Linked DNA regions of Homo sapiens: region 2 is linked to region 1. Evidence: chromatin loops called from intact Hi-C (ENCODE). Cell type or tissue: Calu3. All regions are shown on one strand. Each heading gives the region's core, and the rest is flanking DNA. Links, peaks and the distances in the headings are about the cores only. Region 1 has its middle 180 kb from the start of THORLNC. Region 2 has its middle 300 kb from the start of LINC01956.

Evidence for each region. Peaks named below come from ENCODE experiments on the same cell type or tissue, not always from the same donor. Only the 100,000 strongest peaks of a DNase experiment are listed, where the experiment ranks them.
Region 2: a loop joins it to region 1, with 2.4 times the contacts of the local background. A loop is called at or near these places in 4 of 110 quality-filtered maps.

Annotation. Positions count from the first base shown.
Region 1 is chr2:118,362,340-118,379,002 of GRCh38, reverse strand. No RefSeq gene overlaps it. Among named protein-coding and RNA genes, the nearest start is that of THORLNC, 180 kb to the right of the region's middle. RefSeq lists an enhancer at 8,971-9,741. In Calu3, for the core only: a CTCF peak has its summit at 7,322 (motif pointing left); DNase peaks (open chromatin) are centred at 7,302 and 11,002.
Region 2 is chr2:118,531,628-118,548,290 of GRCh38, reverse strand. No RefSeq gene overlaps it. Among named protein-coding and RNA genes, the nearest start is that of LINC01956, 300 kb to the left of the region's middle. In Calu3, for the core only: no CTCF peak of the experiment used is centred there; a DNase peak (open chromatin) is centred at 8,800.

The sequences.
Region 1 (16,663 bases), core at 3,819-11,818:
CACACCTGGCAAATTTTTGTATTTTTAGTAGAGATGGGGTTTCACCATGTTGGCCAGGCTGGTCTCGAGCTCTGGACCTCAGGTGATCCACCCGCCTCAGCCTCCCAAAGTGCTGGGATTACAGGTGTGAGCCACCACGCCTAACCTGTGATTTCTTTTCTTATCAAGATTTAATTTGCTCTTGACCATTATTACAAAATTAGAGATGTGTTCTTTGGTAAACAAATTGACATAAATACGTAAAAACAACACCTTTTAAGAATGGACCAAGCCTTTTCTACTTACATATTAAAAGGGGAAAATGTGAAATAAAAAAATAATTATTGTATAAAAAATATGGAAAATTTTCTGGTGGCCAATAGTTTAAAGGTCTAAGAGAGATGGGATAATGCCAGCTTAGCTGAAGCATCCACTCTGGACAGGAGTCCCTTGGCGTCTAGCCATCTCTCTGCCCAATATTCAACAGGAGGGCAGCATAGAACGCAATCTAGTAAAGTGTTGACAGAATTAATCAGGCTCCATTTTCAAGTTTTCTTTTGCTCCCTGGGCTAAGAAATTAGGAGGCTCTGGCTAATTCAGACACACTTTGAGGTTTCCCCAGAAACACAGTTTTCCTGGAGAAATAAAGCTAATGAAAGGAGAGGTTAACTATGTTTGATTTCCTGAAAGCCCAGTGCCTAATTTTATGTGAACTGCCTGATTTCTTTTAGACTTTAAGCACATGGCTCAATGACATTGCAGTGTTCAGAGTGGACAGAGGAAAAACATTTGTGAACAAGTCACAAAGCCAAAGTACTGATGCCTTGTGCATAAATGTCACTCACCTGATTTCAAAGCTCTTTCACAGACTATTTCAGTAAGTAGTGAAATTTATTAAATTTTATCTCTCTAATCCTCATCATGATAGGTGAGTTAGAATTTAGTCCTCAATTTTACTGAAGAAGAAATTGAGGCAGAACAAGAATAAGTGACTTGCTTATAAATAGCAGACTTCGATTTTGAATCCAGAACTCATTGACATCAAAGCCCTGAGTCTGACTGCCTCTCTAGGCTGCTTTGCAAATCTCAGTCCTTTTCAGGCATAATGCAACATTATAAAATTACCTCAAGAGCCGTGGGTCTGGACCTAGCCAAAATAAGTTCTCTTCAAACAAGCGACTGCAGAAATATGTTGATCTTTGGAACTCACAGTTGGCAGCTGGTGTGAATTCTTCTCAGGGAAGAAGAAACTAGCAAGTTTAAGGCAACAGGGCTTTGGGCAGGTTGGAGTGGGGCAGTAGTCTGCATAAGCAGATTTCAACTTTAGGTAATGATTCTGGTAACAATGTTAAGGGTATATTAGACAGGAAAGAAACTAGAATCAGAGAAACCAATAAAGAGGAAGCTGCTGCAATAGTCCAGAAATAATACCTGTTGTGATTAAGACAGAGGAAGAGGGGTTCAGGAGAAGAAGGAAGATTCTGGAACTTGGTGAAGGTAGGAGCAGCAAGCCGAAGACAGAATTTCTCCCAAGAAACTCTAACCTAATTGTAGAGGTAAGTGGGGAAATAGTTCATTGCAGCAAAGGGTAACTTGGACTGTAGCGAGGTCGACAAAAGTGCAGCAAAGCACAAAGGAGGGTCCCCTTAGTTGTTCTAGGACCAGGGGAGAGCAAGTCACGAAAGGTGTTCTATCCGAGGTGATGACTGAGCAAAGGATTGAAAGAGAATGCAAGGAACTGGCCGTGTAAGAGGACGTGAGAGACCATGGCTCCGGCAGCATGTGTCCTGCCCGGAGCTCTGAGAGGCTGCAATGAGGGATTGAGGCAAAGGGGAGGTGAGGATGGGAGGCCAGGTAGGGCCTGGGTCGCAGGGTGCTCATCTGGGAGCTTGCTCGATAAAAGGCCACAGGAAGAAACCGAATCTTCTGTAATATGTTAAAGAGGTGGAAATGTAAGGCCCAGAAAGGTTGAACAGCTCGTCCAGGATCTCTGCTCTCGACCTTGGCTTCAGTATGTGGTCCACAGGTCTGCAGTGCAAGCCTGGGCTGGTTAGAAATGCAGAATCTCAGGTTGGCCTCAGACCCACGGATCAGGAACTGGTTTGAACAGGGTCTCCCGGTGGTGATGTGTAGGTGCACTAAGTTTGAGAATCGCTGCTCTACAGTATGCACAGTTTCCAGGATGCTAGCCCCTGTCTGCAGCCAAATATCTGCGCGGTAGATGGTGCTTCTTGCAAGTCAAAGAGGCGCAAAGGTGCTGGTAGGGAATGCTGGGTCTCGTTAGGCGTGGCTGTGGGGACGCCCTCCACTGCAGGCTCCACCCGCATCAGCCAAACCATAATCAGCGCCCAGGCAGGTGGAGCAGGAGCCCCCAGATTGTCCTACTTGTGGTACAATGCGCGTATGATTAATCACTGTTTCCAGAGGCGCCTCATCAATCAACACTTCCGAGGGCCCAGGACAAAGGGGTCGTGGTAGATGAGCGCTGGGTGCTGAGAAGGACCAATCTCCGGTCTCTGATAAGATGGGCTCGTGGAGTTGGGATGGAGGAGGTCGGGACTAAGGAGCATTAGGCATTCACCCCGGCTGCTCTGATTGGTAATTAAGTGACTCGTCTACTGGCCGACAGTCCTGCATGTTCCCCCAGGCATCTGTTAGTTCTTCGAAAACCACTACTGACAAAATGAGGTTTGCCCTTGGTACACAGATAATGAGACTGAGCTTGACAGGTATGGCGCGATTAGAAAATTTCTACATGAAGCTCATTCTGCTAGCCACTCCACAGTAAACAGACTCATTAGAACTTGCGGGTCCCTGGAGGCAAAGCATGTTTGACATTATTAATTGGCTTTTCTGTATAAGGAGTCAAATAGATGAAAAGGTTTATCAAGCTGAAATAATTAATTTTGCCTGAATTCGCTGACAGTTCATTTCTCCTGTAAAAGACCATTTTAAGGTCTTTTTTTTCCCGAATTTCAAAGTTCAAAAGACATAATAGTGGCAAAAGTGAAGCTTTTTAGTAAATGATAATTAAAGGGAATTTAATTAACTTAGACCTGGGGAAGGGGAAAAAAAGGAATTGCTATCTGTGTCTATACAGAGGTCTAGATGGTTGAACATATCATGACTTAATAATGCATTAATTTTAATCTAATCAAAGTATAATAAAATAGGTAATTATATGTTTAAAAATTACCAGGCTCCAATAGTGGGGTTTTTAAACACTTAATACTTACCCAGCTTCTCGTTAGCAAAGTTATAATTGTTGTTCTCAGATCCTGCTTATTTAAAGATGGGGGCTTACAGGCAAGAGGTTAATTGAATAGATCATTGTAAGAACCCATGTTGAAACTATGATGAACTACAAAGTTTGCATTCCCTGGCTGCAAAAGATTTTTCTTTTCTTTTTCTTTATGTCTTTCTGTCTCTAAAAATAGCAAATTATTTCCAGCATTCCTTTATCATGCTCCTGAATGCTCCCACGCCCACTCTTTGTCACACAAAGCCAAAATCCAGTTCACATGAGATTCTGCAAAGTTCTTCCTCATTTTCCAAAATTTGCCACTTTCATCTCCAGCAAGGAGTTTTGTAGTTCCACTGTGAGCCTTCCCAATCTAAAACAATTGGCAATAGATAAACAGGGTTTCTCTCCTCACTGAGATCAGGCTTGGTGAAAAGAACCATGAAAAGTCATAAAACAATGGGATTTCGATTTGCATATAGGCCAATGATTCTGGTCATTTCATTAATAAAAGACTGAGACTTCTTAGAAATGTTCTAAAAGACATAGCTGTTTGGTAGCAAAGAATTATCTTGCCACATAGGAAACATAATAATTTTGTAGTTCAAAGATGATGCAATATTTCCCAAGTTTCTTTGACACTGATAATATACAATCTGGTGGGGCAGGAAAAGGAAGGGGTAGAGGAATCACGGAGAGTGGTTCTTCTATACCTGGTAGTATGTCTTGAACCAGCTCCTCAAGGCCTTTACCCACATCACAGGCTTCGCTCAGGCAGTGTGAACACCACCCTGCAATGACTGGCCTCCTGAAAACCTAATAATGATGATGGCTCTTTTCAGTTTTTCATAGATATTTTTGTAATCCAGAAATGTCTCTTGACTACACTCAAGTAAACAGCAGGGGCAGTTTATTGTTATTCCCCATCCTCAGTTGGAGGCAGGGCTTGGTTCCTTGAGACTTGTTTTTTTCATTCCTTGAAGTAGGATCTTAAAAAAGTGAAATGATTCAAATAAAAATCCACACAGAGGCTGAGCGTGGTGGCTTATGCCTGTAATCCCAGCATTTTGGAAGGCTGAGGCAGGAGAATCACTTGAGCTCAAGAGTTCAAGACTAGCCAGGGCAATATAGCGAGACTCCTTGTCTACAAAAAATTTTAAAAATTAGCCTAGCATGGGGATGCATGCTTGTGGTCCCAACTACTTGGAAGGCTGAGGCAGGAGGATCATTTGAGCCCTGCAGATCAAGGTGGCAGTGAGCTACGATGGTACCACTGCACTCCAGCCTAGGAGGCAGAGTGAGACCCCATCTCAAAAAAAATTAAAATTAAAAAAAAATCAACACATAAAAATTCACACCCTCATTGCATTATTTTGAAAAAAAAGAAAAAAAAGTTACTTCTGCCTTTTGCCAAAACATCCTCAGGTCCACACTTCTGAGTAAAGAAGGAGAGGCAGGGTGTATACAGTGACCACTCAGTGCACAGCATCTCAATTCCCAGCACAACTAAATGAAGTTATCCCATGTTAAAGATGAAAAAACTGAGGTTCAGAGGTGGGGAGAAAGTCATGTAAGGCCACTCACTTCAGCAGCAAAGCTGGACTGCCTAAATTTAAAGCCCATGTAATTTCCATTAGAAAAGAATAACCCCAAAAAGTAACACATATCGAATTCCCAAACCATAAATACTTGTAACATTTACCAGAGAGTTAACATTTGGGGTAAGAAATGTCATAACCCAAAAAGCAAATATCTACTTCCTTGCACCAAGGAATACTTGAAAAGATATATATTTTTTCAATCCTGGGAAACTTGAGACCTTCCGGTCCAGCACTCACAAACTTATTGTTCATCATATTTCCCACTCCTGCTTCCTCATATTAGCTCCTTAATTAACTATATTTAATGTCCAGGGGCCATTATGATTAAATAAAGGGTAAGATGTGACTGGGGCTAGAAGGGGGAGGAGGTTACTTGTGCCAAGGTTCAGGGCTGGAGCTGTCATCCCTCACCAGCATGTTTTCTTCTGAAGTCAATATGTTGTTCCATTTCAAACATGCTTAAAGAAAACACAAATTGATTTCTTTGCAATTCTGAACTACTTATCAAATGGTAATGATCACTGTGTGGTAAATCTCAGACTGAAAATATGCCACGCAATGCTTAGTCATTCCGTTGATGGAACTAATAATTCTCCCCTATTCTCTCATTCTACTCTCTCTCTCTCTGTCTCTTTTTATGTCTTTCTATAATTCTGCCTGATAAGACTTAGCAACCCAGAAAGGCTTAGTGTTAGTGTGGTCAGTTCTGAAGACTCCAAAGAAAGCGCACATCTACCCGGCACCTCCCTTTCATTCATTAACCCACCAGGGGCCAAGACTAATTAGATCAGCCTGCTCATTTTGAGCTGATAATTGATTTAAATAGATTGCTCATTTAAAAGAGAAGAAAACCCTGCTAAACATTTGGTGCTTGATTTTTTTTTCTTCTTTCCCCGCAACTTTCAATTGCTTGTGCAATGTAGCATAAAATGTAGAGGTCTCCCTTTTCTTTTCTCTCTCTTTTTTAAAGGGGCCATAAAATTAATTACAATAAGTAGGCAATGGGCAGGGGCAGGGGGTTAACTGATGGCTCTAATGAGCAGCCCAGCTTTGGGAAAGCTGAGCCACTCATGCTGTTTGTTGGCTGCAAGGGGGCTGTGACTTCCAAGAGGAGCACAGCCTGAAACCCTGAAACAGTCCATCGTACTGATTCTGTTTTCATAGCAACCAAAGTAGCTTTGCTAAGCTTCAAACAAAAGGAGCTTTCCTTTGCAAAGGTGGGGACATTTTGGAATTGTCTCCTTCCCATTAAACAAGACAAGAGGCCATTCCTTGGTACTCCCCCCACCCCATAGTCCCTGTTTTTTATACAATTTGGGAGTGAGAAAGTTAGGGAAAGACTTGGTCCCATTCCGTATTCTGAAGACCTTTCTCTTCTCAAAGGGTCTTTCATGGTCCGTCCTGCACCATATTGATTTATTTCAAGTGTGGATCAAAAAAGTTTAGACTAGGCTCCTCTTTGGAAACTACATCGTCCTGCTAGTTTATACTGTTCGCCTGACTGTATCCCTTTGACACAATGAAAAGAGCTTTTGTCTGCAGCCTGGAGGGCAAGAAGTGGAAGCAACACTTGTAATTTGCTCTGGAAAATGTTCTTGCAGTGTTTCCTGTTGCTGAGAGAAGAGATTGCAGAACGTGGTAAAGGAAGCTGAGGAATGTTGCAAAATCTTTAAAGGTAAATACAATTATTGGAAATAGAAAGTTACCCACCAAAACTGCATATGCTATGTTTTAGAAGTTCATAGCTTCCAACCCTACAAAATAGCATGATTCCCATGGAAAGAACATGGGCTTTGGAGTTAGACAAACCTGGACACCCTGATTCAGTCACTTACTACTTCTGTGTAAGTCATTTGCTCTCTCTATAACTCCATTTCTTTGCCTGTATGATGGAGACACTAACGTCTATTTTGGAGGCCTAAGGGAAACATAGGGGTTAGAGAAAATATCATAGCCTAGCACTGGCTCTAATAAGTGCTCAAGAAATAGCACCTATAACGCAAAATTTGGTTCCCTAATAGCCAGGAGAGGTCATTCATCCTTGTTTTGTCATCTGTTTGAGGCTGGGCAGTTAGGGAGAAGGTAACAGTGTATTGCATTCAGGGCCAGCTTCAACCTAACATGTGCAGTAGCACAGAGCCCCACATTCAGACAGAAAGGCCCCGCTGTTACTGTCTTGAAATACTTAATTTTTGAACAGCGGGTGCTGAGAGGGGCTCTACATTTCCACATTTTGATTTTGCACTGGCCCTGCATATTCCGTAGCCCCTCCTGATTATATATGCGATTCTGCAAATGCCTGGGCCATTCCTGGCATCTTGAAGAGCCACTTATGTGGGGTCATGTCTGAGTTAGTGGCACAATGCTTTCACACTTATAAATCACATTCTTTCTGCCTCTTCAACAAATTAGAACCAGAGGTAGCCTCTCAGTTCCTGTGGGCCCAGGGCCTGACTGCCATGAAAAGCTATTCAAGAGCACATGCTAGTGGCCAAAGGTCAGAATCGCACCTCTGCAGTTCCATCCGCTGGCCCCCTGAGAAAATCCATGCCTTTTGAGTAGGTGATGGAGCCCCTACCCAAGAGAGGACAAACAAGCACGAAGCATCCCACTGTTAATTCAGCGTTCATGTGGCAGATTGTTCGCACCATTAATGACATATGAATTTAGTCTCAGGTAATTTTTTTTCAAAGCAACCAGTTGTGAAATATATTGAGAAAACACTGCCAATTTCCAATCCTAATGACAGACACACTGTAGGTAAACAAGATGAATATTTATGGGATACCTGATTGCCTAAATGAGTTCCCTAAAGTATGAATAATTGAATGTGCATATGCTAATTAATTGGGAAAAGCCAGTAGGTAACTCCTTTTTATTTACATTAGCCTCATTTTATTTCATTTCTTATAACTATTACTGTTCCCAGTTATTTCCTATGCTTCAGTAAAATTGAGTGTCATTGAGAGAATTTTTAACAGACATCATGATTCTTCATTTCAATGGATGCATAAGCCAAGGTATAATATGTAGTGATGGCTTCTCAGGCAGAGTTACTTGGTTTTGCCTAACAATAAAAGTGATTGTTCATTCATGCCTACTGATCACCAATCTTTTTACATATATTTGCTCTAATAATCCTCACACCAACTTTTTGAGGTTTGATATTGTAGAAATTATGTCCATTTTACAGAAGACAAAACTGAGACTCACAACAGTTACGTGAGCTACTCATGCTCATGTGGCTATAAGGATTAGGGCCCAGATTCAAATTTAGCCCACCTAAAAGTCATCTTTCCAGAAAGGGAATGCAATCTTTTACCTGGACTAAAATGTTTTAAAACACTTTCCTTTGCTAATCATGTCCCAAACATTGGCCACTAGAATTTCAACAAGGTGTCTAATAATTCTCACACAGACAGCCAAGTCAAAATCTAGTCAGAACAACCATTTATACTTTTTTTAGTCTATCTTTTAAATAAGTTTTATATGTCAGATCAGTTTTAAGTTTACAGAAAAATTACACAGAAAGTAGAGTTTTCATATTCTCCCTCTTCCTCCACAATTTCCCTATTATTAACATCTTGCATTAGTGTGATACATTGTTTTCTAATTGATGAGCCAATATTGATACATTATTATTAATTAAAATTCATAGTTTACATTAGAGTTCACTCTTTGCATTATGTACTTCCCTGGGTTTTGACAAATGTATATGTATCCGTCATTATATCATACAGAAGGGTTTCACTGCTTAGAAAATGCGCTGTGCTAAACCTTTTTATCATTCCATCCACCTGCCTTTACTATCCAAAACCCTGACAACCACTGATCTTTTTTACTGCCTTTTCCAGAATGTCATATAGTTAGAATCATACAGTATACAGCCTTTTTATACATTTAAGTTTCCTCCATTTTTTTTCTGTGGTTCATGTCTTTTTATTGCTGAATAATATTCCATTATAGGGATGTACCACAGTTTGTTTATCCATTCACCGATTGAAGGGCACCTTGGCTGCTTCCAAGCTTTGCCAGTTATGAATAAAGCTACTATAAATAATCATGTTCTGATTTTTTGTGTGAATGTAAGTTTTCACTTTGTTTGTCTAAATACTAAGAAATATGATTGCTAGACTAAATGGTAAGAGTATGTTTAGCTTTGTGAGAAACTGCCAGATCTATCTTCCAAAGTGGCTGTATCTATTTTGCATTCCCATCAGCAATGAATGAGAGCTCCTTGCTCTACCTTGTCACCAGCATTTGGTGGTGCTGGTATTTTAGATTTTCACCATTCTAATAGCTCTACAGTGGTATCTCATTGTTGTTTTAATTGACTATTTTTCATGTACAACTGAGAGTGAGCAGTGGTTGTCAGGCCTCTGAGCCCAAGCTAAGCCATCGCATCCCTGGTGACTTGCACGTATACACCTAGGTGGCCTGAAGTAACCGAAGAATCACAAAAGAAGTGAAAACGCCCTGCCCCGCCTTAACTGATGACATTCCACCACAGAAGAAGTGAAAATGGCCAGTCGTTGCCTTAACTGATGACACTGTCTTGTGAAAGTCCTTTTCCTGGCTCATCCTGGCTCAAAAGCTCCCCTACTGAACACCTTGTGACCCCCACTCCTGCCCGCCAGAGAACAATCCCCCTTTGACTGTAATTTTCCTTTACCTACCCAAATCTTATAAAACGGCCCCACCCCTATCTCCCTTCACTTACTCTCTTTTTGGACTCAGCCCACCTGCACCCAGGTGATTAAAAAGCTTTATTGTTCACACAAAGCCTGTTTAGTAGTCTCTTCACACGGACATGCAAGAAAGTGGTCTCCACAGTGAGACAGGTAAATCTCACAGTGTGGACAAGGTAATCCATTGAAATACACAAAGAAAAACTAGCAACCACTACTTTTATTTATTCATTACATTACAATTTTAATTTTATTCTTTATGTATATTCTTTTGTTTTGGATGTTTTCTGGGTTTTACCACATATTTTAATGTTAAAAGTTAAATTATTTTTTACTTGCAAGTAGTGTGAATAATTTTCCCCACATGGGAACACTGATTATAAAAAATGACATCCCACATGGGCTAAGTGTCTTTTTTAATTGAAAAGCTAACAAACTGTCCAGTTACATTTATCCCAAAAAACCCACAAACTGGGTAGTAACTGAGTCTCTAGGCAGTATATTTAAAGCTAAGAGGATTAAAAATGAAATTAAAGAAAAAGAAAACAAGTCCCCAGATGTGATGAAGGGAGCCCTGCTACATGCGGACTAATCAATACAGTGGTACTCCTTGACTGCAGGAGGCTGGAAGACATCCTAGTAACTCCACTCAGAACATTTACTTCAAGAATCCTTTTTCCAGTTTCCAACTCATGAATAGAGATCATATTTTGTTAATTCTATTCCAGAACACTTTTTTGCAAGTTGTTTTATTTACAATGACAACTTTTAAAGGACCTTTAACTTTATTAACTGGACAATAAGCTGGACAGACATTGTTTTACAAAAACAATATACTTAATGTGGGAATTCTTATTCTTAGTGTATATTCTTAATGTACATATTATTATAGAAAATGGGTATATTTTATAAATAAAAATATTTTGTTGAGATTCATGCACCCTGCCATTTTTTTGATTAACACAAGTGTTCCATCGAAAGAAGACCCACTACCATAGAGAACCCTGTGTCTGTCAAGACACCAAAAACAGAGACCTATTTCCTCCAAAAAGTAAAGCTTGATTTCCATTCAATACTGAGTTTAAAGTTTTAAAATGTCTGAATTATGTTTAAGCTGACATTTAACTCCACTATTTTGAACTGAACGAATCTACTAGTGTGACGAAGTGGCTATTCCTGGGAGTAGCAGTTACCTGAATTCTTCTACACACATATGGTGTGTTTAGAACACTGTCACAGGAGTCTTAGCTTTTCAAAGCACTTTCACTTGCGCCATTTAACTTCACACAATGACACAATGACTAGTGCTGTTTTAGATTCAATTTCAAAACCAGTTTCCGACGATGGCAGTCAGGGCCAGTGTCTATCTGACACCCCTATAAAGTTGTCGATTTATATCTTCGATTTACAGATAAGAAAACTGAAGCTTAGAAACTTCCAATAATTTACCCAATGGTCTTTCAGTTAATAATTGGCAGAGCCATGATTCACACAGGTTCAGATGCCAGAGCCTGAGTCTTGCCTCTTAGAGTATCCTGCGTAAGTACCCTTGTGCTTTACGAGGAGGCCTACATGGCTTAGAGAAAAAAACTGGCCAGGTTAGCAAAAGGAAAACCAAACTGTGGGGAGCAGCATGAATGCAGACCTGAGCTTTAAAACGCAAAAATATTTATTTTTTCCAAAGCACTAGATCTACATGACAGACACGGGCAAAAATTCTAATTGGCACATATTCTGTATATTTGATGGCAGATGCTAAATAGTCTCTTATACACAGAGAAGACCTGAACCAAAAAGATCATGTCTATAAAAATACCACTTTTCATGTCACGGAGGCCATGTGAAAGCCTGTATTTTTTAAAAAAACTCAGAGAACAAGTTGATACAACTAGTAGGAGAAGAAATGTAATTTTGGAAACTATTAATGGGCCTGATTCTTTAAAATGAAATCTTGGAAAACACTGCCTTCAGTGTGACAACTGGCACTCCAGAACACTTTAACAACAAGGTTAAACACCTTGAATAGGATTTTCCCTCCCCTTTTTCTTACTTTCCACCCTCTTTTTCTCTTTCTCTCTACTTTCCTTTTTTTCTAAAATAAGAGAGGTTGTTAAGGGTTGTATAGATAAGATAGTCAATTCTAGAAACATTGACCAAGAATAACAGCTCTGAAGAAATTCAAGGAGAAAAGTACTTTAACAAAGTATAAGAGAACCATTTTCCTGAGATACGTAGTTAATACCTGAGCGGGTCAGAATTTTAGATTTGAACCTACTCTAGGAAATTTGGTGAAGTATGATGATGTGTCAGTCAGCTTTCCAGATGACCTCCAGTAGTCCTCATCTTCTAGTATGTTCTCCATTGTGAAGTCACCTTGAAGGCCTGCCAAGTGCCCAACAGAATATAGGGGAAGTGATGGAGGAAGTTTGATTCCCCAGGCTAGATCACAACAGGCATTGCAGTTTCTTCCTTGCTCCCTTAGATCTTTTGCTCTGAGAGAAGCCAATTACCACGCTGTCAAGAGACTCAATAAACTTTGTGGAAAGACTCACATGGAGGGCAACTGAGACCTTCTACCAACAATTAACACTAAATGGTCAGTCATCTGAGTGTGCCATCTTGGAAATGGATTCTCCAGCCTGGTCAAAGCTTCAGATGACTGCAGCCCCAGCTGACATCTCACTGTAACCTCATGAAAGATCCCAAGTCAGAACAGCCCAGCCATGCTGTTCCAAATTTCTAGCCCACAGAAACTGTGACAGATAATACATGATTATTGTTGTTTCAAGTTACAAAGTATTAGGGTGATTTATTTTGCAGCTTAGATAATTAGCACTGTAAGTAAGCTTGGAAGTTTGGTTGAAAAATACAAAGGATCTAAAGCCACCACTGAGCTCACAGCGTCCAGGTTACTTAGCAAAGGGCTATTTGGTGGGGGATTTAAGATACGTGGAACTCTGACCTTACAGCAAATAAATGAAGTCAAAGTAGTTCCGAAGACTGTAGATGAAACCCTCTATGTGAAAATCACATTGCTAGGCATGGTGGCTCATGCCTATAATCCCAGCACTTTGGGTCAAGGTGGGCAGATCACTTGAGGCCAGGAGTTCGAGAGCAGCCTGGCCAACATGGTGAAACCCCATCTGTACTAAAATACAAAAATTAGTCAGGCATGGTGGCACATGCCTGTAGTCCCAGCTACCTGGGTGGCTGAGGCATGAGAATCACTTGAACCCAGAAGGCAGAGGTTGCAGTGAGATGAAATTGCGCCACTGCACTCCAGCCTGGGCAACAGAGTGAGACCCTGTCTCAAAAAAAAAAAAAAAAAAGTATGTCACCACGAACTGACCACTTGAAAAATGTCCTAAGAAACAACTAAACTAATATAAAGCAAACTGGAAAATATGTTGTTTTTTAGATACTCCTTGGAACATGGCAAGTTATCAGGTAAGTGAAAAGAGAAAAAAAAAAAGGAAGAAAGGTAGGAAACATGGAACATCTCTAGGAGCATTTTGGTTCTAACAATCAAGTATTTCTTCAAGTCTATGTTGTTCAGACAATAATAATAAAGCCATTCTATTGCTCCAAAGAGCAAAATTTTCTGAGATAGTGGGGAGTCATGGCTCATTGACGGTGTCAGAATGAAATAAATACATCTATTTGGTGTAGAATACAGACTTGTGATGTTACTGCTTTCTCTGTGGGAGAGAGATGGGTCCCAAAGGTGGTTCACCAGCATGAAGGCACCAGGACCTAAAACAAGGCCGGATAAGTCTCCTAGGCGTGACCAGAGGGATGTTAGGTGAAGTCATTTGACCAAATAATAACAGCAGCAACAATAATAACAACAATAATTATACTCAGTTAATTATTATTATGTAGACAAGCACTGCTCCAATTCCTTTACAAGTTTAAACTCATGTTATCATTTAATTAATTAACTAAACACCTACAAGATTGCCTTTTTAGCCTCCTTTCTTTGAGCTCTGAGAAAATATCAATATCTAAGAACACCTCTTTTAGGAGGGGATTCCTCTAATTACCACCATTTACATGCCTACAGTGTGCTAGGAATTGTGCTTCATGTTTTCCATATGGACCAAATATCACACCATAGTATCCTTCATCTTCCCAAAAATCTATGTCACAATCATTATCTTCATTTCACAGAACAGCAAACCTTGGCTCAGAAAGGTGAAGTCACTTACCCGGGCCTCTAGCTTATAAAAAACAGATAATTTAATACCCAGAATTGAGTATACCCAAATGTATGCTATTTCCTCCCTAGCATGTAGAAGTTAATGAAAGAAGGACATGGTATCTAAGGAGTCTCATTTTAAACAGGGGTAATTTGTAAGTCAGTTACACAGAATAAAATGGCTTGTAACCTAAATTACTCATTAAAATCAATTAAATAGTTGTCTTAGATAAGTAGTGTGGCTATGCTATGTAACCACTTCCTCCCCCTCCCCCACAAAAAACATCATAATGGCTTAAAACAACAACAGCAACAATAATTTTGTTTGCTTATGATTCCACAATTTGGTCAGGGCTCAGGGGAAGGCTAATATCTCATGTTAGTGGGGCTCAGCTGGGTGGCTCTTTGCTCACCCAAGGTAGTGAGTGTCATGCATGTGACTGCATTTAGCTGAGGCTCAGCTGGGGTGTCTTGGTGCTCCTGTATACAGTGTTTCTCTCCAGGCAGTCTATCACAATTCAGTGACTTAACCTAAGATTGTTTACATGATGGCTGAATTAGAGGCTAAAAATGGAAGTTATAAGACCTTCTAAGACCTTTGCTTAGTAGTCCAAGAGCATCATTTGAACAGCACTCTATTTGTCCAAGCAAGTTATAAGGCCATCTTAGATCAATGGAAGGGGGAATACACTCTGTCTCTCAATGGAAGAAGGGGTATGTATGTACAAGAGAGAGAATTTCTTGTTGGTCATCTTTGAAAATAGTCTACCATAGTATATCCCCTGACAGCAACATTTCATATCTCTCCCACTTGCAAAATACATGCACTCCTCAAGTCTCATTTCATTGTGGCAACAGCTCAAAATTCAAATCTCATCATCTGCATCAAGTTTGAAAGTATATGAGACTCCTTGATGCAACATTTTTAATATGCAAACTTTTTAGTTTACACTAAACTAAAAAGTTTTAGTTTTAGTTTTAGTTTTTTGCCCTAAAACACCACATACAGTAGTGTGACATGGATTGGATAACTTCATTAGGTGCTCTCATTTAAAAAGGGGTAAAATGTAGTGATGGCAGCAAAATGGTAGATAGAAAAGTTCTCAGTCTCTGTTCTCCCATGAAAACTTCAGAAAACAACCAGAAACTAGCTGAACTAGTCTTATAGGAGCTCTGGAATAAAGGAAAAGTCTACAGCAACCAAGCAAATATTTAATTTAAAAAAAAAAAAGCCACATTCAAATTAGTAGGACATTTTCATGGCATTTTTATTCACTTCTTCCCCAGCCCCTCTCTGGTATGGTATGGTCTTGGTCATGAGGAGACTATAGCCCAATTGAACCAGAGAGAGCAGAGCAGACCATACTTTTCAAGCTCTAACCTTTCTGGGGACTGCCTGAAGGACCAGTCTCTGTGTTGCTTAACTTAGATCTCAGGTGGGAAAAAGCAGCAGCCACTGCTTGTGAAAGCCACAGGATGACTATTAACCCACAGATACCTGAGGCAAGAGATTATGGGTGGAGACAAACAATAGACCATCTAAGGCCTGAAGGAAAATGAAAGGTAAGACTCTTTGGGAAATTAAGACATTCAAAAGCAGCCGTGTTTATAGGCGAATTGAGAAAGCCAGACATAAGCCCAGGCAAAACACAATCTCAAAAAAGACCTGAGAAGACTCCAAGGTCTCACCTTAGGCTGATCCCTAGGCTTAGAGCATAATGACTGCTTCTGTCTGCAAAGACTGCGAGGAGTGGCTGTTTTTTCAAATGCCCAATTTCCATTAAAAAAAAATCACAAAGCCTGTACAATAAATAAATAAATAAATAAAACATGGCATATGTAAAGAACAAAATTCTCAGAAAGAGAAGATAGAAAGGGGCAGAGAGATTATTTGAAGAAGAAATAGCCAAAAATTCCTAAATTTGATTAACTCTATTAATCTATGAATCCAAGAAATTCAACAAGCTGCAAGTAAGATAAATTCAAATTGGCAGAAATAATTCCATTTCAAGCATAACATTGGACTTTAAAACAGCTGTCTTAAATATGCTCAAAGAGCTAATGGAAAACACAGACAAATAACTAAATAAAATTAGTAAAAGAATATGAGAAATAAAAACATCAATAAGAGATACAAGTTATTAAAAGAAAAAACTCTGGAGCTGAAAAAAAGCAATAACTAAATTGTAGTAACCACTACAGGAATTCAGCAGATTGAGCAGGCAGAAAAATCAGTGAACATGTAGACAGGAAAATTGAAATAATCTAATCTGAGGGGCTAAAAGGAAAAAGAATAGGGAAAAGTGAACAGACCCGAAGGGATATGTGAGACACCATCAAGCAGATCAATATGAACATTATAGATGTCTCAGAAGGATAAGACCGAAAGAAGCAGAGAGATTATTTGAAGACACAATGGTCAAAAACTTTCTAAATTTGTAAATGTATTCATCTACAAGTCCAAGAAGCTCAACAAGCTACAAGTAGGGTAAATTCAAAATAATCCATACTGAGATACATTATAATAAAACTGCTGGAAAACAAAGAGAGACAAAGAAAGAATCTTAAAAGCAGCAAGAGAGAAATGGTTTGTCAGATACGAAGGATCCTCTAATATTATCAGTCAATTTGTCGACAGAAACCTTGCTGGCCAGAAAGCAGTGGGATGATGTATTTAAAGTGCTGAAAGAAAAAAACTGTTAATCAAAAATTCTACATCTAAAGAAATTGTCCCTCAAAAATGATGAAGAAATTAAGACACTTCTAGATACACAAAAGCTGAATGTGTTCATTACCACTCAATCTGTCCTATAAGAAATGCTAAAGGAAGTCCATTTTGAAATAAAAGGATGCTAGGCAGTAACTCAAAGTCACATGAAGATATAAAGATCTTTACTTGAGGTAAATACATGGGCAAATATAAAAACCAATATTATTGTAATTTTAGTTTCTAACA
Region 2 (16,663 bases), core at 5,682-13,681, 170 kb before region 1:
AGAAAAAATGAAGGCAGCCGAAGAGCAACGGCCCAGCTGTCCATTGGTTTCCCAGCCTCACTTTGTACCCTTTCCTGAGCCCTGCACTGGCAGCCCCTGTCTGGGCACATCCACCCCATTTGAGTTTCCTTTCTCTTTTCCCTTTCAAGCCAATGGTTATTTTCATTTCTCAATTCATTTTTTTTTTTTTTTTGGCATTTCTTTCCCTGGTGGGACAAAATAGTTCTGAAAGCAAGATGGCTGTAACAAGGGAACAAAATGCACATTCACAGGTGGGCTTTGTGGAAGTGGGTTTTTATCTGGAGTGTCTCAGAGTCCTGAAGCTCAAAGCAGAAACCTGTAAGCTTATTTTGGGGTCTGTTTCAAAAGTATCATATCAACATCAAATGGCATTTTAGGGCTTTATGATCAGAAACTGCCATTATTACCCTGAACTGATAATGTTATATTAGCACTTTACCTATTCATTTTTTATAACATGCAAATCTCATAAATTCATCTCAAAAATAACCCCAACATATTCAACTGCTAATGCCTCAGATAGCCTAATATATTTGTACACAGCCGAATTCTAAATCCAGTGGAGAATTCTAAGATGGGTTTATGTATTGCATGCTTCTCATAAAACCTTATTTGAACATTTTATTCCAGTTTACATTTTATTAGTAAAGCTCTCATTTTTCACTCCGAATCAGGAAGCAGAGGGGAGGAGTAGTACATTCCTGAAACTTCAATTCTGTGTCCAAATAACTTACAAGATGGACACAAAATGGACAAGACTATGACTGCCCTGAAGACAATTACAAAAAATACTTAATTAGGATGCAATGCTGGTTATTTTAAGCTGTACAAAAGAGTTCTGTACATAATAGAGTGGCTGTTTTATGCAGCTCATATGATAAAATTCTCACCAGTCTTAAAATGACAGATGTAATATTACCTTTAATAAGTGTCTACCGATGCATGCAAATTGAATTAGATAGTGGGAGTACAAATTTGTCTGATAATTAAGATAAAATTTCATGTCAGCTTAAACCCTGGTGTATATTAGTAACTGTATATTTCTTTTCTCTGTTCTCTACCAATTATTTTTCAGTGTGGCCTCTTGATTACTGGAACAGTCAGGTCAAGGGGGTAAAAAACATGGCCCTCAAAACATATTATTATAAGTGGGAGCAAATCATGTCCCTGATTACTACTCAGTTTATGCAAACTTTTAAAAATACTAAGTACAATTCAAATAACTTTGAATAAATTCAACTATGTATTAACTTAGTGTTTCTGAGGTCTCATGAGGTGTTACTGTACCCTTAAGGGTAAGGCTGAGCTAATGCCATTTAGGAGAAATAAAAACACAGAATTTGGAAGTTAATAACCTTATTGATTGAGGAAACCTGAGTTTTAAACTGATTTTGCAGTGCTTTGTTTTAATATTGCAAATGAACTGGGTGTTCATTGTGATATTTTGTTTACACAAAAGTCTCAGAAGGCCAAGAGAATGCACACACGTAGACACACACACACACACACATCCCTTGTGTGCACACAGGCAAAACGCTGTGCCCACATACACACAGCTTAAAGGGTAAGTGCTCCGCATGGCATTCAGCTCCATTTTAATACCCTCCACTGCTGTGATCGCAGTCCCCCGAGGGAGGCAAATATCCTGAGCATTATTAAAAGTGGGATTATCCAATCTAATACTGAAGATTTGGGAACCAGCCAAGAGGAGTCATAAGCAGGAGGGTAAAACAAAGAGGACTTATCAGGGCCCAGACCACCAGGTTTGCCATCCCTAAGCCTGCATATGATTGGCACCACCTGACAGGTGACAGTCACTTGTCCGAACAATAAGTGCCCTCAAAAGGAGGTGTTTGGGCTCTCCCTGCCATGTTGTCCCATCCATGAAATCAAGCACAGGAAGGACAAATCTCCTGTTGACCTGCTGCAGGTGCCTGCTGGGAAGAGTGTTGTCCTCTAATTTCAGCTTCACCACAATCCTGTGAGGTTTTTACTATGATGATTATTTCTGCCTTTCTGGTAGAGAAAATGAGGCTCAAAGAGGTTAAACAGCATGCCCAATGTTAGAAAGCAGGTGGCAGGCCAGCATCTAGACACTATTCCTAGCACTCTAAAGATAGCTTTTTGAGAAACCAGCTCAATGTCCAGGCTTCGTTCTGCCACGATTAGTTGCATCCATTGTCAAATCAAGACCCAGCTTCAATGGTCTGAGACCTTAGAGATTGTGGCAAAGTGGGGAGCACCTGCTCATTGAGGGAAAATGGTCCCCACTCAGCTCTGCCCAGTCACTAGCACAAATAACGCAGCATTTTCTACCCTGCACCCATTCCACTCATTTTAATAATCAGCCTGATGGTTATAGGCATTTAAATTTGTAATCACATATACCAAAAGCCATCTTTTCTTCTTCTGCCCTGATATGCATTTGTATGTGTTATGCTAATCAGACATTATTTATATCATTTTTTAATAAATGTAGTAAATTTTTATATTGTAACCTGCTCTCACACTCTCAAAAAAACCTTATACTTATAGCTCTTAAGTTATTTCTAACCCAAGTTACAAAATTTCCCACAAAGACTATTTTCAGAGCATTGCTTTTGGTGGTGAGTGTTAGTTGCTTACCCCCAGTATACATTCTCCTGTTTTCCCTTGGCAGCACAGCCTGGTTTTAACTGGACTGCTGTGTACTAAGTGAAAAGACCACATTTCTTGGCTTCTGCTTCTTCTCAGTGTGGCCCCATGATTAAATTTTGGCCAATGAGATGTAAGCAGCTTATTGTGTAGTACTTCTTTGAAGACTCCTTAAAGGGAAAGAAGGCCATTATCTGATGCCTCCTCTTGCTTTAGGCCTTCGACATAAACTGGCTGGAAGACTTGCAGCCATTTACAATCACAAGGTGATTTTGAAACTTAAATTGTTCCCACGTTTAGTACTGGGACCTAATTTTAACAGACTGGTTTTCCTATTAAGAACAACTACAAAAGCTGGGATTTTTTTTGAAAACAAATGTATTAGTTTGTTTTCACTCTGCTGATAAAGACATACCTGAGACTGGGCAATTTACAAAAGAAAGAGGTTTAATTGGACTTACAGTTCCATGTGACTGAGAAGGCCTCACAATCACGGCAAAAGACAAGGAGGAGCAAGCCACGTCTTACATGGACGGCAGCAGGCAAAGAGAGAGAGAGCTTGTGCAAGGGAACTCCTCTTTTTAAAACCATCAAGTCTTGTGAGACTTATTCACTATCATGAGAACAGCATGAGAAAGACTTGCCCCCATGATTCAATTATCTCCCACTGGGTCCCTCCCACAACATGTGGAAATTCAAGATAAGATTTGGATGGGGATGCAGCAAACCATATCATTCTGCCCCTGGCACCCTCCAAATCTCATGTCCTCACGTTTCAAAAGCAATCGTGCCTTCCCAACAGTCCCGCAAAGTCTTAACTCATTTCAGCATTAACCCAAAAGTCCACAGTCCAAAGTCTCATCTGAGACAAGGCAAGCCCCTTCCACTTATGAGCCTGTAAAATCAAAAGCAGGTTAGTTACTTCCTAGATACAATGGGGGTACAGGCATTGGATAAATACAGGCATTGGATAAAAACAGCCATTCCAAATGGGAGTAATTGGCCAAAACAAAGGGGCTACAGGCCCCATGCAAGTCTAAAATCCAGCAGGGCAGTCAAATCTTAAAGTTCCAAAGTGATCTCCTTTGACTCCATGTCTCACATCCAGGTCATGCTGATGCAAGAGGTGGGTTCCCATGGTCTTGGACAGCTCCACCCCTGTGGCTTTGCTTTGCAGGGTACAGCCTCCCTCCTGGGTGTTTTCACAGACTGGTATTGAGTGTCTGCAGCTTTTCCAGGCACACGGTGCAAGCTGTCAAAGGATCTACCATTCTGGGGTCTGGAAGATGATGGCCCTCTTCTCACAGCTTCACTAGTTGGTGCTCCAGGAGGGACTCTGTGTGGAGGCTCCAACCCCACATTTCCCTTCTGCACTGACCTAGCAGAGGTTCTCCATGAGAGTCCCATCGCTGCAGCAAACTTCTGCCTGGACTTCCAGGCATTTCCATCCGTCTTCTGAAATCTAGGCAGAGGTTCCCAAACCCCAATTCTTGACTTCAGTGCACTGGAAGGCTCAACACCAGAGAGAAGCTGCCAAGGCTTGAGGTTTGCACCCTCTGAAGCCACAGCCTCAGCTCTACGTTGGCCTCTTTCAACTATGGCTGGAGCAGCTGGGACAAAGAGCACCAAGTCCCTAGGCTGCACACAGCAGAAAGACCCTGGGCCTGACTGATGAAACAACTTTTTCCTCCTAGGCCTCCAGGCCTGTGATGGGAGGGGCTGCTGTGAAGAGCTTTGACATGCCCTGGAGACATTTTCTCCATTGTCTTGGGTATTAACAATCAGCTCCTCATTACGTATGCAAATTCCTGCAGCTGGCTTGAATTTCCCCTCAGAAAATGGGATTTTCTTTTCTATCACATTGTCAGGCTGCAACATTTCCAAATTTTTATGCTCTCTTCCCTTATAAAACTGAATGCCTTTAACAGCATCCAAGTCACCACTTGAATGCTTTGCTGCTTAGAAATTTCTTCCACCAGATACCCTAAATCATCTCTCTCAAGTTCAAAGTTCCACAAATCTCTAGGGCAGGGGCAAAATGCCACCACTCTCTTTGCTAAAACATAGCAAGAATCACCTTTACTCCAGTTCCCAAAAAGTTCCTCATCTCCATCTGAGACCACCTCAGCCTGGATTTCAGTGTTCATATCACTATAAACATTTTTGTCAAAGCCATTCAACATGTTTTTAGGAAGTTCCAAACTCTCCCACATTTTCCTGTCTTCTTCTAAGCCCTCCAAACTATTCCAACCTCTGCCTGTAACCCAGTTCCAAAGTTGCTTCCACATTTTCAGATATCTTTTCAGCAGTGCCCCACTATACTGGTACCAATGTACTGTATTAGCCCATTTTCACACTGCTAATAAAGAGACTGGGCAATTTACAAAAGAAAGAAGTTTAATTGGACTTACAGTTCCATGTGGCTGGGGAAGCCTCCTAATTAAGGCAGAAGGCAAGAAGGAGCAAGTTACATCTTACATGGATGGCAGCAGGCAAAGAGACAGAGAACTTGTGCGAGGGAACTCCTCTTTTTAAAACCATCAGATCTCATGAGACTCATTCACTATCATAAGAACAACATGGGAAAGGCTTGCCCCCATGATTCAATTACCTCCCACCAGGTCCCTCCTACAACACATGGTAATTCAAGATGAGATTTGGGTGGGGACACACCCAAACCATAACAACAAAACACCTATTTGAAGGTATTGGGAGCTATCAAGGCAGCAAGGATTGAAGGAACCAAAGGGCAGGGGTGCAAGGGATGCTTCTGTCCTTAGTCAGAGGGTCTAAGTACAGAGTCACCGTGCCCCAGATATCTCTGGCCTTTCTGCTGGAACTTTCTGCCACAGTTGAGAGTGAGAAGTACAAAGGGTCATGCACTTCAAAGGTGCCAGCTTTAAGCAGGGTGATCTGGGTGTGCTGAGAAAGGCCACAAAAGCCAAGGATGTCCTTGATAAACTCTACCATCTCCCATATGGTGGGCATGAAGTTCACTGAGGAATCCTCTCCCATCTCCTTCACACTTTACCCACTGCATCCATGTAGGTTCATGTCCATGGGATTCTTAGGGAATGGAATGAAAATTCACTGCCCCTCTCCCATCTAAATCATTTGTCTCCTCCAGCATGGTGGTTTGGAGGCTGAGAAATGGCAAAAAGCATTGGTTGAGATACTGACAGCTGAAGAGAGCTTCCAATCTTATAAGGCAGAGAGGCATAGCCAGAAATTAGAGTCTAGGTCATAAAGCAAGAGGGGTCATGGCAAACACCCCAGGCTTCAGTTGGAACCCCTTAGTGTTCTACTCTAGATGTGGTGGTGAGATAAGTTAGTCCTTATAAAAATGGAAGCACAGCTTTCAAATTTGTTCAATCCTGGTTGTAATAGGGTAAAGAGCCCCTACCATAACTGCCTGCCAGACATAGAAGTATACCCTCTTTGGAGGAAGATATCATCATTTTGGACTCAAATTAGTTCTATCATTTTCACATACAATATCCAATATTCAATAAAAATTTGTCAGGCCTTCCAGAAGACAAGGGGCTACATGGCCAAAACCAAGAGAAAATAGACAATAGAAAGAGATTTGTAAATGGAACAGATATTTGAGTTAGGCAAAAATGTTAAAGTAAATGTGATTAGTGTGCAACAAAAATTCAATGACAAGATGGGAAATTTTTGCAGATAACTGAAAGATGTAAAGAAGTATTAAAGGGAAATTCTAAAACTGAAAAATAAAGTAACTAAAATTAAGAACACCATACAAAGTATTAATAGCAGACTAGACATATTGTAAGAGAAGTTGTGAACCAGAACACAGGTCAAGATAAAATATTCAGACTGATACTAATGAGGAGAAAACTGCAGAAAATATAGAAAACGGCATAAGAGAAACATGAGAGCAGTTTGAAAATGTCTAACATATATATTTAATTAGTGTCCCAGAAATAACAAAAATAGGGAATGGCACAGAAACGATATCTGAAGGAATAATAACCAAACTGGAAGCAGCATACTGAGGATAGCTGGAAAAGACAAGAGCCTCCCACCGTCTTGATGAGCTAACAGTGCCATCATAACACTCCTGTTCTGCATATCTCCAGATTTCTTTTTCATGATAGAGAAATAATCCCTACCTTGATTTAGTTACCATTTTTCAGGCCCTTCTTACTTATAAACCAAATCTTACCTAAAACACTTTTCTTTGTTTATAGAGATTTATCAGTATTAAAGCTAGTGCAACTGTGGTATCCCTTCCTGTGTTACATATTGCTTAAATGTGAAGGGTTTTCATAAGGAAAATGTGCTGTTGCTGAATATAAGACAAGAGCTGTTTATAGATAGGAGCTAAAGGAAAGCATATTTCTCTCCAGTGTAAGTTCTATATTCTTTAGTCCAGCACATGTTTTTGACCAGCTACTTTGTATCAGGCACTGTCCTAGACACTGATAATATAAAGTCAAATAAGAGAACTTAAAGTCTGACGCAGTCACTGCAAGAAAGGCCCAAGGCATGGCTCCAGGGAAAAGAAATGTGACCATGAACATCAGCAACTGCTGAATTTTTGAGATGGATTTTTGTCCCATTCATGGACAAAGACCATGAAGGTTTTCCTCTTGAATATTTCTATTTTTTTCTCCTTACAGATAGTGCTGGTCCTAGATGGAGGCTTCCAGTCTGCAGTGCAGGAATGCTGCAAAGAGGCCACCTCCAGACATGTTGAGCAAGGCCTAGAAGTCAGGATACTGATCTCTCTTCAGACCTCCAGCACTGGCTAGCTGTGTGACCTTGGGCAAGTCATTTAACCTCTCTGGACCTCAATAATTTCATTCTGAGGGGCAAAAAGGTCTAGATGCATTTCCAGGGTCTCTTCCTGCTCTGAAACATAAGCCTTTTGAAAAATGTATGCTGAGCATAAATCACTAACCCAATCTTCCCCTGAAATACCATCTTATTATGTACTACGCAAGATTAAAAGAGACTAAATTAAAGGTCACAAGTTAAATGTCTAGGGGAACCTGATGGGTCAAGTCAGGTTCAAGTGGGTAAAATGGTCTGGGAAATGGCAAGGACTGGGTGAACCGGATAATACAGATGTCTCCTAGGGTGTGTAGCGTGCACTCAGATCCCTGATGGATGCCATTGGGAAGGCAGGTCCAGTGTTGCAGATCTTTTGATTTGTCCAAAGAAGATGGAACTCCAGATATTTAGGTGAAATGTCCAAATGCATAGAACATGCAGGAAAAGAAATACAGATATCTATAGGCTGGATTTGACCTAAGGGTGACCATTTTGCTACCCCCACTTGTACAGTAGATTGAGTGGTGGCTCCCCCCAAAATATGTCCTTGTCTTAACTCTTGGAACTTGGGAATGTTACCTTATTTGAAAGATGAATCTTTGCAGATATAAAGTTAAGGATCTTGAGATGACATCACCCTGGATTACCCAGGTGGGTGCTAAATCTGATGACCAGTGTCTTTGTAAGAGATAATAGAGAAAAGGCCATTGAAGACAGAGGCAGAAATTGGAGTGATGTGGCCAAGGAAGACAAAAAATGCCAGCAGCCAGGAGAAGCTGGAAAAGCCAAGGAAAGATTCTCCCTTAGAGCCTTTTGCAGGAGCACAGCCCTGCCAACACCTTGATTTTGGACTTTTGGCCTTCAGAACTGTCAGTGAACAAGTTTCCGTTGTTGTAAGTTACCCAGGTTGTGGCAATTTGATACACCAGGCCTAGGCAACTAATACTCTCTGTCTAAATGCATAGTCAAGGTAAGCAAAAGTGTGACAGGAGCACAAGGGAGAGCCTCCAACCCCCTGGACAGAAATTGGAGGCGGAAGAGTCAGGGAAGGCTTAATGAGAATGAGTGGAGAAGGAAGGGTAAGTTCATTCTAACCAGAGATAATAATGTGAGCTGTTTAACAATGAGAGTTGTCTTATGAGTTAGTAAGCTTCCTGTCAAAGAAAATCTTTAAGTGTGCTAAGCTGCTTGTTGAGCGTTTTTTTTTTTTTTTTTTGACAATTCATTCGCACGATAAGCGTTACTAGACAATATTTGAGATGCCTTCTGAATTTTAAGATTCTAATGGCCTTTGTCTTTTCCCGTCTTATTATATCTCCCCCTGCTGGCTGGGCTGACTGCCATGAGGCAGGCTTGTAAGTTGCCAATGAGTCAAGGACACCAGGCTGAGTTTCAAGGGGCCCGATCCCTGCTGCTTCCAGTCCGTCTAACCCATGGTGCAGACTGCTGCACCTGCCAGAAAATAAATGACCATAGACCTTCAGCCAGGGAGCTTGACTGCATGTCTTGATCAGTAAAACAAAGTCACCTCCACATACACCTGGTCTTTCTTAAAAAGGAATGGGATGTGTTAAAACCATAAATAAAATTGGACTAAGGTAGCTCCCATTTATTTAGAATTCAAATAACCTGAAATCTCAGGAAACAGAAATGATTGTGTTTCAATCTGAAAAAGATGAATTGTAAATTAAGAGGCGGACGTTGACATAATACATTCTAGGAGCTGTTTTGGGCTAAAGTACTTGTTCAAATTGATAGAACTAATTAGAGGAGGTGACAAGGGACAGGGCAAAAACCCTTGTGGAGCTGTGCTTTTTACCCCTTCTTTCACTGTTCATTTCTCAGTGTGGAGCACGGGTACTCTGGGACAACGCAGAGGTGTGCTAGGGGAAATGTAAGGCCATAGAATAAACATGCTACCGGCTGGGCACAGTGGCTCACGCCTGTAATCCCAGCACTTTGGGAGGCTGAGGCGGGCAGATCACAAGGTCAGGAGTTCGAGAACAGCCTGGCCAATATGGTGAAACCCCGTCTCTACTAAAAATACAAAAATGAGCTGGGTGTGGTGGCAGGCACCTGTAGTCCCAGCTACTCAAGAGGGTGAGGCAGGAGTATTGCGTGAACCCAGGAGGCGGAGGTTGCAGCAAGCCGAGATCACGCCATTGCACTCCAGCCTGGACGACAGAGTGAGACCCCATCTCAAAACGAACAAGCAAACATGCTACCTCTTCCTAGATAAATGGTTCCCAAACTTTTGGTCTTGGACCTCTTTATACTCTTAAAAATTATTAAGAATCCCAAAGAGCTTTCGCTATGTGAGTTATAGCTATCAAAATGTACCCTATTAGAAATTAAAACTGAAAATTTTGAAACACAGGAATACATGAGCACGCATTTCATTAACCATCAGAGCAATGACATCAACATATGCCATACAGCCTCTGGAAAACCCCAGCGCACATTCATGAAAGAATGAGAATGAGTTGATTAATATTATCATGAAAATGGTTTTGATCTGAATGGATCTTAGGAACTCCCAGAATTTCCTGCACCATACATTGAGAACCACTATCCGAGACTCAATTTTCCTCAAATATTTAGAGAAAAGCACATTTAAAAATATATTTCAAAAGTGAAGGAAAAAATAGATTATGTAGTAAATGATGTAATAACAGCTGTTTTTCCATTAGGGAAACTAGATTCTGACTTCACTCTATTTTTAAAAATCCACAGGGATTATAGATACAAAATACAAACATAAAATATAAAACTATGAAAATATTGTATGACTACAACGCTCACTGTTTTCTATAGTTTTGGGATCCGGGAAGGCCTTTATAAGCAAGACACAATCCTCAGAAATTATAAAAGGAAAAGAAGTGATGATTTGCCAGATAAAAGGGAAAGCTTCTGAGTAGCAGATATCACTAAATATTTGCAACATATTTAATACGCAAAGGTCAATTTCTCTAATATGTAATGATCTCCTATAATAAAAACCAAATAATTCAGTAGAAGTGGCAAACAATATAACCAATAAATTTATAAAATATGTATAGACAATGAGTATATGAAAATGAACATATCCTAAATAATATTTAAATGCAATTAAAAGAATGATGATACATTTTGTACCTACCAAATTGTCAAAAAATGTAATTTTAATTGACAACACAGAATACTGGTGAGTGTGTGGGGAAATGTGCACTCTCATATTTTACTGGTGAGAGTATAAATTAGGACACTGTTTGCATAACAATTGAGTACATCTATTACAGTTAAAATATGCTTAAGAGCCAGCATATTTCATATAAGAATCTCCTAAACAGAAATTACTATAAAAATAATAAGGTTAAGTATATACGGATGTTTACTACAGCATTGTTTAAAATAACAAAAGAACACTGACACAAAATTGGACACATTATAAATGTCCATTAATAGAAGAATAGAGAAATTCACTGTGGTGTATTCATTCAATGGAAAGCAAGATAGCCATGAACAAAAATAAAGTAGATCCCCATATATTGATAAAGAAAAAAGCAATTTGCAGAGTGATATGCATAGCATCATCTTATTTTTTAAAGAAAGATAAACATGTATATCAATGCACGCATAGGGAACCATTGAGAAAGATATACAGCAACTGTTATAGGTCATTATCTTCAAGGAATGGAATGAGGACTGAAGAGGAATTTTATTTCTTAATGCAAATAACTTAAAAAGGTGTCGGGTTATAAGATATTATTCTTTATTGCATGCTTTCTTAGTATAAGGCAAAATAGGAGTTAATTTTTAATAATAAAATTTAGCATCCCAAAAATAATTGCTTTGAGCACCACCCCAGGACTTATTCTCTCCTGCCATCAGTAAAACCTGGTAGAGAAGACTGAGATATCATGAGCCTGGCACCAGGCTTCTTCACTAATGACCAAATAGCAGGTCGGGTCCTGAATTCAACTAAGTTGCTAAGGATGCATGTGCCTCTGGGCTAATGATCAGTGTGGTGCAATTAGAGTAGGACGTTTTTCTGGTTTAGCCCTCTGATGGCATCAACCTGAGTGCTTGCTGAAGCCATCATGGCTCCGAGACAGTTCTACATTCTCTGAATGCATTCACACCATCTGCCTGTTCATTTCTTCATCCATTCACTCATCATTGGTTCAGCCCCCATGAGGAACCACGCATGGTGCTAAGTGCAGATGATGCAGAGGTGGAAACGGTGAAGCCCCTTCCCTCAAAAGGGTCTTGGGGGCAGAGAGTAGAGTCAGTGCATGTGTGCACTGACATTTCAGAGCAGAACAGAAGCAGATCCAGCATCCAGGAGGGGCCCTGAATGAGGTGGACAGTGTCAGCCAGGGCAAACTGACTTCCCCTAGTTGTGCTGTGACAGCTTCCAGGGCCTCTGGTACTTGGTAACAGAGCAGGGCAGGCTGGTGAAGAAGCCCCTGTATGGCAGCACATGGGAGAGGTGAGTGTGATGCCACGTGCTCCCACTTCACATTTCCCGATGCCTCTCATATTTATCTCCTTCAGTCCTTTCCAGAAACCACTTCTTTTCCTCATTCTCTTCCTCCCTCTTTCTCTCTGCACCTTTGTTTTTAGGATTTGAGAGCGGAGAAAGCCTGGGAATTTCGATAATGCATCTCCCTCCATACACAGAAGTGGAGATGGAGGCAGAATGTGACCATGACCAGTTCAAGCCCTCCCAGCTCATCCTGGGCATGGGTTGGGGGCAGGAGCCTGAACTGTGGCTGGAATAAGAGGGATGGGCCATGTTCTGTGCCTCCTCTAGAAGCAGAATGGATCAGGGCCAGGCCCAGCAGGCAGCAAAGTGGGGGTCGGTTGTTTTAGAAGGCGGTTCTAAGGATTTGAGACTGAAACTAAGTAACTGGAAATGAAGGTTTCATTTCCTTTTCTTTAAAGAAAAGTGAATATCCTCTGCAATTTTGTGTTGTCAGAGAGCTCCCTAAACCCAAGGGTGATCATAGCATTGCCACCATCTGTGTCCTTTCATCTCAAGGTCAATGGCTGCCACTGCTCCCAGGGGACAACCAGAGGTGCTCCTCCACCTGGCGCCCATGGAGCACAAACAGGGGCTGGACCAGCACTGCTGGAAACATGCTTGTGTCCTTCGGCAAGGCAGGAAGCACCAATTAGCTCTGTAGTCCAGGTAAGTCACGCCCTCCACTGGAATTAGATGATATCAAACACTCCCTTTTCCCTCTCACCGGGGCTACCCACTGCAGGATGGAATGTGTAGGTGAAGGAAAGAGGTAAAGATAGAAATCTCAGGCCACAGAGCTCCCACACCCTCCTCCTGCCCTACTGAACCGGGGCTCCAAATCTCCAAGTGAAGTCTGATACCAGTGGCAGACATGACTGAGCCCACCCTACCTATGTCCCATGGGCTCTGAGCTGAGGGCTTTGCACAAAATTTTACAAGGGCACATCCACTCACAGCCTATCTTTTGTGGTCCTCCCTCAAATGCCTTTGTGCCCTGGGCAAATGGGGCCAGCCATCACCTCTGCAGCTGTCAGTCATGGAGAGTGGGCTCAGGGTGCCATGGGTCCCTGCGTCTCAGTGCACCTTTCTTCCAGCCTTTGAGTGCTGCCAGTCCCTGAACCTCCACGCAGTGTGTCCTAAGAAAGAAGGATACATTATGGGGGACTCACAAGATAATTTTGGTCAACACCACATGTGATTTTAGGTGTTACACGAACAAGCTAAAAGCCATTGAATCCTATAGAGAAGCAAGAGTGGCTCCCTTTTGAATGTTCTTTCTGTCCTTCTGATAAGCTCAAGGAGAAAGTCTCTGTTTGTGCTGGTCTTGAACACCTGTCTAATGCAGGCTCAAGTTTCTTCTTAACAAAGAGATAGTGAGCTCTAGGTTCAGAGCCTTCAACAGGAAGCAATTCAATATCAACGTTTGGTTTTTATTGTATGTACTTGTACAGCTTCCATCTCTTTATGGTAAATCTGATTGGTTTTTAACTGTTGTAATAATACAAATTAAAACTTTGATTTTAAATAAATCAATGTGGTGGAAAAGGAAGTTGATTTAAGTAAAGATTATTCCAGGTGGGACTTGGGAAATCACAACACAGGGAGGTTAGGAACTAGCCAAAGGCAATAACCCCTGCCAACAGGTGTTGGCCCCAAATGACCCTCTGGATACTCACATTATCTTAATCCACATTTCCTGTCTCCAACTTTCCAGTTTGCAACCTCCATCTCCTAGTCATCAATATTTGTGCTGGGCCTCCTGCCCAATTTGGGTGACCTCTGATTTACCAGTCCCATCTCCCTTCTTCAATTGCTCGATGCAAAGGGCCTCCCTCATTCCAGATCCCAGAATCAGCTTTGGAGTAAGGTGGGAAGAAACTCCATGTCAACAGTTTCTGCTCCATAGACACTTCCCCCATCTAGACCCCAGTCCTTTCGCCAAGGCAGGGAGGTGAGACTACCACTCAGAAAAGAAGTTACTTCTGATGGACAGACTCATCTAACCAACAGAGCCAGAATTCTTCACTTAGAGGCCACAGAGGGTCAGTTATCTCTTTGGCCTCTAAATGAAGAATCTCAGCTCTGTTGGTTAGATGAGTCTGTACCTCCTTTTTCGAATGCATCAAAAATATTATGTACATAAGTTTTGAAGATTCTTGGATGAATGGGACAAAAATCCAGCTCAAAAATTCAGATGTTGCTGATGCTCATGGTTAGATTTATTTTTCCTGGAGCCATGCCTTGGGCCTTTTTTGCAGTAAGCTTTGGTTCTGGTATTCTTCCCTCCCTCTCCTAGTACCCAGTCCTGGTCTTTGTCTCTGCTATGTCTGTGTGTTTGGAGTAGAGCACAGGTTAAAAACAGCCTATCCCACCAGGAAGTACACTGAGATAAACAAAGGGGCTCAATTCGTAGTAGGTGAATGAATGAATGAATGAATGTATTCCCTCCAAGGTTTCTATCATAATTGTTGCTTTATGCTTTTTCAGATGATTGGAAAGTTCTAGCAGCTATCTGGGGTAACAGGGAAGGCTGACCAGAGCCAGTGAGATCTCTTGGTTTTAATTTCAGTTTGATCAAATAATTCCACAAGGAAACAGTGCAAATTTAAAGGTTTGTGCTTAAGGCCCCCAAAGAAATCATTTCTTTATTACATTGCTAGTTAATATTTTCTTTCCATGTGCAGATTGCCTATATAAGCAAAATTATCATTTGCACTGCTTTTCAAGAAAGAAAAAATTTTAATATAAGATACCCAAACTCATAACCATATTCAAATTGAAGTAAACTAAAGAGGATATTCAGATCAAAGTCTACCAAAGTTTTTAATTTTATATATATGTGTGTGTGTGTACATATACACACATATGTGTATACACACACACACCCCTATATATTTTCCCTTATGCAAAACTGTATATGTTTATGCTTTGCAATGTGTTCTTTATTCACAAAGATTGTGAACATTTTTCCATATCATTAGATCTAAATCTATTGAACTATGGACCTACTGTTGAACTTTCAGTTTACTTCCCATTTTTTTTATAATAAAGAATATTGTACAGAACATCCTTATCCTCTACTTTTGTAAAACTAAGTTCTTTGCAAATTATTAAAACGTTTGAAATGGTATTTCATGAACAATCTGCTAAGAACACCTTTGCATTATTTACTGAGGTATTCCTTAGGATAAATTTTGAGCGGTTGGGTTGCTGGGTCAAAGGACAGTGTACTTTTGAACAACTGGTGGTTCATCAAATTGTTTTTTGGTAATATTGTAACAATTCATATATTCACTAGTAACACATGAATATACTGAATTCTTCATGTATCTACTAGTATTTGCATTGTTGCTTTTAAAATTTTTCAATTGTATAAGTGATAATGTATTTTAAAAATTGTTTTCTTTGTTTTAAGTCCATTTTCTCGGTTACTTGTGAGATCTTTATATTTATTGGCTATTTATTTTTCTTTTTTAGTAAATAGTCTTTTTATATTTTGGCCTATTTTTGTTTCCTCCTGGAGTAGCTATTCTTTGTCTACTTTATGTATTTTTAGGTTGCGGTTTGATTTTAGCTTTAATTTTTTGCTATTTTATATTATTATGTAATTAAATCTTTCAGTTTTATTGCTTTGTGGTTTTTGTTTATGGAGTCATGTTCAGAATGTCCTTCCCTTTCCCCAGATTATGTAAATTTTTACTTGTGGGTACCTTTATCACTTTTATCGCTTCATATTTTACACTTATATTTTTAAGGAATTTAAGTTTTTATAAGGTATGAATTACTAATGCAATCATTTATCAAAATGTTAATCATGAAAATAATATTAATGATCAAATCATTAATCTCTTTTCTATCATTTGAAATACTACCTTATTATGTACTAAATCTTATGTTTGTGTTTCCTTTTATTTTCCATTGTTTTGCCCATATATTCTGGTGCTGCTGCCACACTGTTTTGATTATTCTAGGTTTGTAAAACAGTTTAGAATCTGATGGGACAAGGAGCCCTCTATCACTCTTTATAGAGTTATCCTGCATAGGTTTACTTGTTTATTCTTCCATATGAACTTCAGAATCATTTTGTGAAGTTCATATACACACAGAGACAATATGCCATTAAAGTTGGTAGAAGTTACATTAAGTTTGTGAGTTAATTTGGAGCAAACTGAGTTCTTGACCATATTGACTCTTCCGAACCACAAACCTGATATGGCTCTTTATTTATCCAGACCTTTTAAAAACATCTTTCAGCATCATTTGGGACCATATTACCTAAAACGACTCCTGGAAAACTAAGAACCTGCCAAGGATCTGAGGATTAGGAGTGCTCAATTCACTTCCATGCTCAAGTAGTATTCATTAAATGACTACATTCCAGTTTTGGTTTAGAAATTGGAGATAGCTGTGGAGCCAACCTCGGTGTTCATCCTAAAAAATATAAGGGCACTAAACTTGTCAAGTATTTTGGGAAAAGACATTTTCTTTTAATTTGGGGTGTCAATTTATATTTTTAATGATGGTACTAACTCCTCACCATTTCAAGCCTCATCTCCATCTCATCCACACTCCAAAAGAGTCCTCTGCAGTCACATTAGATGGTGACAGTGGACAAAGGTGATGGAATTTCAAATGAAAATTCTCAGTGATCACTGACAAGTCCCAGGCTGCCTGCCCCGGATCCAAGGCCGGATGTGGCAG